Linked DNA regions of Homo sapiens: region 1 is linked to region 2. A link is a loop called in an ENCODE intact Hi-C map of the cell type or tissue named here. Cell type or tissue: IMR-90. All regions are shown on one strand. Links, peaks and the distances in the headings refer to the core of each region. The heading gives the core; the rest is flanking DNA. Region 1 overlaps BMPER (BMP binding endothelial regulator). Region 2 overlaps BMPER (BMP binding endothelial regulator).

Region 1 (2,929 bases), core at 222-2,721, 74 kb before region 2:
AGATACACAAATACCATGTATTACAATTGCCTACAGTATTCAGTACAGCGACACGCTGTACAAATTTGTAGCCTAGAAGCCACAGGCTATACCATATAGGCTAGGTGTGCAGTAGGTTATACCATCTAGGTTTGTGTAAGTGCACTCTATGATATTCACACAACAACAAAATCACCTAAGGATGCATTTCTCAGAAGGCATTTCACATCCTGTTAAGTGACCCATGACTATAATAGGATGGCAAAACCATCAGCCCGATGACTTCTTGTTTTCTCTTTGCCAACAGCAAGACTGGATGCACCCAGGTGACATGGTGATGAGGTGGGGGTGGGGTGAGGGAGCAGGAAGTGCAGCTGTTTGGCTTTATAATGGGAGAAGGAAAGCCCCTCCTAGACTTTGTATAATGTTTGGTTTTACGGATAGCATTATCTTAACCGCGATGACTACAAATGCTATTAGCAGTTAAAATGCACATTAAGTTATCTGGTCCTTTTTAAAACCTAATCAAACCATTTATCTTCTTAATTTCTCATAGCAACAAATTCTGATGGAAGTATCTATATTTGTCTCCATTGTACTTCTGTGGGAGAATTACAATTGACTTAAAGTGACTGTAGGGAGGTGAGATGATCCCATCCTATATATACCTACAAAAATAAAATGTGTGGGAAACATACACCCCTATTTTTCTTGTTGCACTATAAAATGCAAAACAAATACTAATAGCACATTTTCAAAGGAATAAACTTACTTTCAGTGCAAATAGGACAGCATCCTTTTCTGTTGAGAATTTTGCCCTAATCAGAAGAAAAACAAATACAAAGTTACTGTTTAAAAAAAAAAAAAAACAGGGTCTCCTGAGGACAAATATCTTTTTAAAATCTAATACAAGATAAACCAATGAAATCAGTCCAAGCTGTATTTGAACTCAATGCCCAGATGGTGATGAAGATGGTGAAAATGAAGTTTCAAGTATCAGGTTCTAAGGCCAGGCAAAGTCATTCAGCAAGCTTTCCTGTTTTTATCCTCCAAGAAATATAATACCTAAAGGGCTCACTAGTGTGATTTTTCTCACATGGAAGGAAGATGAAGACAGTCTGGACTCAACCTTTTCATTGATACCCAAATCTAGCCCTTTAGAGACCAAGGGCACACACATAAAAATGAGAATTATCTGTCAACCTAGCGAACCCTACAAGACCTTCTTTCTGTCTTTGCTTGTTGGAGAAGCTTAAACAATAAACTGTAATCCAAGCTCAGGAATCATCAGCACTATGGATATGGGCAATATCTGTGCTACAGATCAAATTCAGTCAGATTTCTTGTTTCAGAAAATGGTATGTTATCCATGTTGAATCACTGTTATGCACTCAAAGCCAAGGAAGCTGAGAATTTTGAAACACTGAGTAATGCTTCATTACCTTTCTGGAAATACACTGCAATTTCCTACATTGCACAACTTTTGAGTTTTTTAATGCATGACATTTAAAGGAGGTGACGTATTCTCAGGACTCATATCAGAAAATCAGTTGTCTTATCTCTGACTCAGTGGTTAATCAAAGAGAAAAAGAAATGTAGAAGAAGTTTAACATTTAGGGAGCACTTGCTATATAACAAATATCTTATTCGATATTTTACTTATGTGATAACATTGGGTTAGTGATAAGGATTTAATACTTATGACCTATTAAGATTTAATGAACATTAGAGATTTTATAATCACTGTTATTAAGATGCACAAGAACCTTATGAGCTGAGTATTTCCCTTTTTATAGGTGAAGAAATTGAGGTCATGCAACACAAGAGTAGTAGAACCAAAAATCAAACCTAATTTTGTCTGACCCTAAAGGACATTTTCTTCCCACTGCAGTTTTGTCCTCTTGAGTCCTTTCTCTTGAATATAATTTAATATTTATTATCTGCTATACACTAGACTGAGTGCTATGCATTCCTCATACTTTATCATTTAAATTTCACAATAACCCTCCACATGCAGTTGTCCTTATCCCCTGTTTACAGGGAACTAAGGAAACAGAGACCATGGAGAGGTTGCCAAGGCTCATGTCAAAGCCACATGGCTCACACACTGCTCATTCACTCACTCACTACTGGTCATTTCCATCAAGAGTAGGCTTAAGTACTCAAAAAGAAAGAATCAGATTGACTTAAAGGATTCTGGTTAATTATTGAAGATCTTTAATCAGGTCTGATTTGTTTTTGCATCAGCTAGGCCTAAATGATACATTAAAGGCTTTGACAACTTTGAGTGAGACTTAAAACTCAGCCCCAGCCAGTCATCCCATAGTGTGGGGGCATCACAACATATTTTCATTGCCTAGAGCTCTGCTGTCAATTGCAATTTGGCACAGGGGTCTCTTTTGGTTTCTCAAGACTGAAAGCAGTTGCAGATGAAGCCAAATGAGGTCAGCTCAGGCCCAGGGAATGACGGCCCCAAGAGGATTAAGGTGCTTTATCCCAATGCAGCAGAGCCACCTTAAAGCCAAGACTCCAAACAAATGTGACTACGATTCCCTACATCCACATCTCGGTGGAAACTTCCATCTCTCGTCTTCAGAAAATGAAAGTGGCAGTGATGATATCACTAAATTAGATGGGGGAATAAATCAGGTACAAGCTGTAAAGTCAGAGCACCTGTGTAATATGCAATTAGCCGTAAGACTCTGGTCATGCTGCAGGCTCTTCCATAAGCAGGGTCTAGAAATACCACCCACCTCAGAGGGGTGATGTTAGCATTAAATGAGATTAGTGTTGTCACTATAAAATCTCAGTACGTATTAGAGATGGAGAGATGACAGTGTCCTGATGACCCAGTCCCCACTTCAGCCCTCATAGCCCTTCTCACAAATGGCACTCCTTTGCCTCTGGGGGAGTTGCAGGATGGGGGAGGAGAGGCAGGATTGACAAGGAA
Region 2 (2,929 bases), core at 125-2,624:
TATTCACAATAGCAAAGACTTGGAACCAACCCAAATGTCCAACAATGATAGACTGGTTTAAGAAAATGTGGCACATATACACCATGGAATACTATGCAGCCATAAAAAATGATGAGTTCATGTCCTTTGTAGGGACATGGATGAAATTGGAAATCATCATTCTCAGTAAACTATCGCGAGAACAAAAAACCAAACACCGCATATTCTCACTCATAGGTGGGAACTGAACAATGAGATCACATGGACACAGAAAGGGGAATATCACACTCTGGGGACTGTTGTGGGGTGGGGGGAGGGGGGAGGGATAGCATCGGGAGATATACGTAATGCTAGATGACGAGTTAGTGGGTACAGCGCACCAGCATGGCACATGTATACATATGTGACTAACCTGCACAATGTGCACGTGTACCCTAAAACTTAAAGTATAATTAAAAAAATAATTAAAAAAAAATAAAAATACCAAACACTTCACTGCATTTTTCCTAGACCTTGGTCAAATTATTTTACTTAATGATAGAAGTTTGAGATAAACACACAGTTTGGTTATAAATGAAATCTTGCTTCAATCTCTGAAAATTTCTGTGTTGGAAAAAAAAATTCTCTTACAATCTGATGTTTTTCTGGGCATATGTTCTGTCCATTCAGTTAGTGGGCTTAGTTATTAAAGACAGCTGTGTCTATTGTTTATGAATATTATGGATGCTGAAAACCTAATAACAAAATCCAAAATTCTCAAGAGTCCCCTCCCTCTCCTGTTGTTGAACTTGACACTGAAAAGAAATGCATTTCCCATCAATGTCAAAAAAGAGTCACTCCTAGCATTTGCCAATCACATTCATCACCCCAACTGGTGGGGAAAAGATCCCTAAAGTCAACACAGCCCTATAATCCAATATGTGAAAGGACACTAAACACTTGTTTAATAAAATGACAGCATGAAAAAAATTAAGATATATATCAGTATGAATAATGTAGTGAGAGTAATTTTTCATATTCGTTTTGAAATTAAAAAGTAACTTTTCTATTATTAAATGTTAGTTCTTAAAATATGACCAAAAGATACTCCTTCATAATGAGTAACTGCTTTTGTTAACGCTTGACTACATTACACATTTATATCTAATCAAGTCAGAAATGAAACTGGTACCTCCTCCTTTTGCCTAAAGAGAATGGCATGGATAAACTATAGTTTTCCTTTTTATTCATTATGAATATCAAGTTTTTTTCTGCTGTTTAATTCTAGCAATAGTCAGAGGTTTAAGAAGTCCTCACATAGTTTTGTAATTTAACATCTGGAACATAATGTGGTTAATCATGATCACATTGTCTGACTCTGTGTATCACAGAGAACAGAAGAGAGGCACAAGAGGAAAAAAAAAAAGTAGTAGGATTCTGTGATAGACATGTTTGACACTGGAGCTGACTCCTGGTCACTTATACCTGCCATGGGGCCCCTTATATGGAAGGTGCACCCAGATCAAGGAGGCCGTGTCCTCTCCAAACAACAAAGTCTGCTCAGTATTTCAAGTTGGCTCTTCTAAACCACAGCTCGAGATCTTAGGTGGATTTCAGAAGGATGAGTCACTGCGTATGACTCAGTGTAGGCTCAGAGATGGGCTTGAGAAGGGAATGTTGGATGGTGCAGAGGAAGTACTCTTCTCCTTGTGTGTTTGTGGTTCAGCATCCTCCAATCTTCAGAGAGGATTGTGGCTCCCTGAGATGCAAACACATCGCGGCTCACACACCAAACAAGTGGTACCATTTAAAATTCCACTCTGAGGGAATGGTGGTAATTGAAGCCATTCACAGGCCCACAGGAGCACTGCCACCCTCCAAATCGAACATTTGAATGACATTTAAAAGGTGCCAGAATGTGTAATCAATTCATTCAAAAGATATTTCCTGAATATCTAGTGTGTGCAAAATTCTGGGATAGTTATTTGAGGAGAGACCAAGATAGCAATGAAAATGACTCATGGTACTTTACTAATACCAGGCTATCGTGCAGAGCGCCTGATGGGAATGGAAGAGGGGAAGCTCAAGTAGGACCAGGGACAGGGAAGTGGAAGCAGGCGGGGAAGGAGATGGAACAGAAGGGCACAGGAGGGGAGGGGAGCCACGAAGCACAAACAAACAAAGGAGCAGGGAAAGCCGCAGGCCCAGAGGTACCAAACTGGTTTTTTAAATGAAGTTATCTGGCTAATAATGGACAAAAAGATCAGAAAGTTCTGGAAATGTCCTAAAGTACTCTGAGACTAATATTTTATCCTATTTTGTTGACTAAAAAGGATATTTCTTTTATTTTCATTAATGAATATTTCCATTCTCGTCCTCCCACAACACAGAATGATACATTCTTAGACTTGCTGTCCCCTGAGCTCACCCCCCGTTCCATCCTCTTCACACAGCTACTCTTAAGTCTCCTTACCAGCTTTTTGCAATGGTTGTGGTTGGAGCCTCTTCCTCTACAGATTTATCATGAATCTTTCATGTAACCATGCTCATTAAAACCATGAATATTTTCCTACTGCCTTCAAGATGGGCATCAAGACCAAAGTAGGAAGGTAGAAAAGTTCTAGATTGTATAACTCATTTTCAAGAACATGGATACTCAAATCAACAGCTATAAGACTAGTTATTTAGCCAAATATTCACTGTTTCCTATGTGTAAGACACTGTACTCAAGCTGTGAGGTACATTATCCCTGTCTACTAGGACTTTAAAATTTGAAACCCAGAACAACATCCTAGGAAAAGTAGAAAGAGATGGGCAGAGGAGCCCAAATGAGAACCAGACTTGGAGAGTAGGGGGATTCTGGATAGTTCTCTTTCTGAGCCAAGAAGGAAAGAGAGAAGACTAGGGAGGTTAGGAGGCTGCAGAGCCATGAGTATGAGAGGAAGCACTATAGAAACTCAAAAGAATGAGT

Evidence for each region. A loop is a pair of places that touch in the nucleus more often than their neighbours do. Peaks named below come from ENCODE experiments on the same cell type or tissue, not always from the same donor. Only the 100,000 strongest peaks of a DNase experiment are listed, where the experiment ranks them.
Region 1: a loop joins it to region 2, with 4 times the contacts of the local background. A loop is called at or near these places in 6 of 110 quality-filtered maps.

Annotation. Positions count from the first base shown.
Region 1 is chr7:34,059,870-34,062,798 of GRCh38, reverse strand. It overlaps BMPER (BMP binding endothelial regulator), which reads right to left. Exons shown (of 15, transcript NM_001365308.1): 11 at 752-797. Among named protein-coding and RNA genes, the nearest start is that of BMPER, 160 kb to the right of the region's middle. RefSeq lists enhancers at 2,833-2,929, 2,400-2,929. In IMR-90, for the core only: no CTCF peak of the experiment used is centred there; DNase peaks (open chromatin) are centred at 1,448 and 2,048; H3K27ac peaks cover 1,166 bases.
Region 2 is chr7:33,986,131-33,989,059 of GRCh38, reverse strand. The region is part of intron 6 of BMPER (BMP binding endothelial regulator); the gene reads right to left. Among named protein-coding and RNA genes, the nearest start is that of BMPER, 82 kb to the right of the region's middle. In IMR-90, for the core only: no CTCF peak of the experiment used is centred there; DNase peaks (open chromatin) are centred at 1,609 and 2,019; H3K27ac peaks cover 1,214 bases.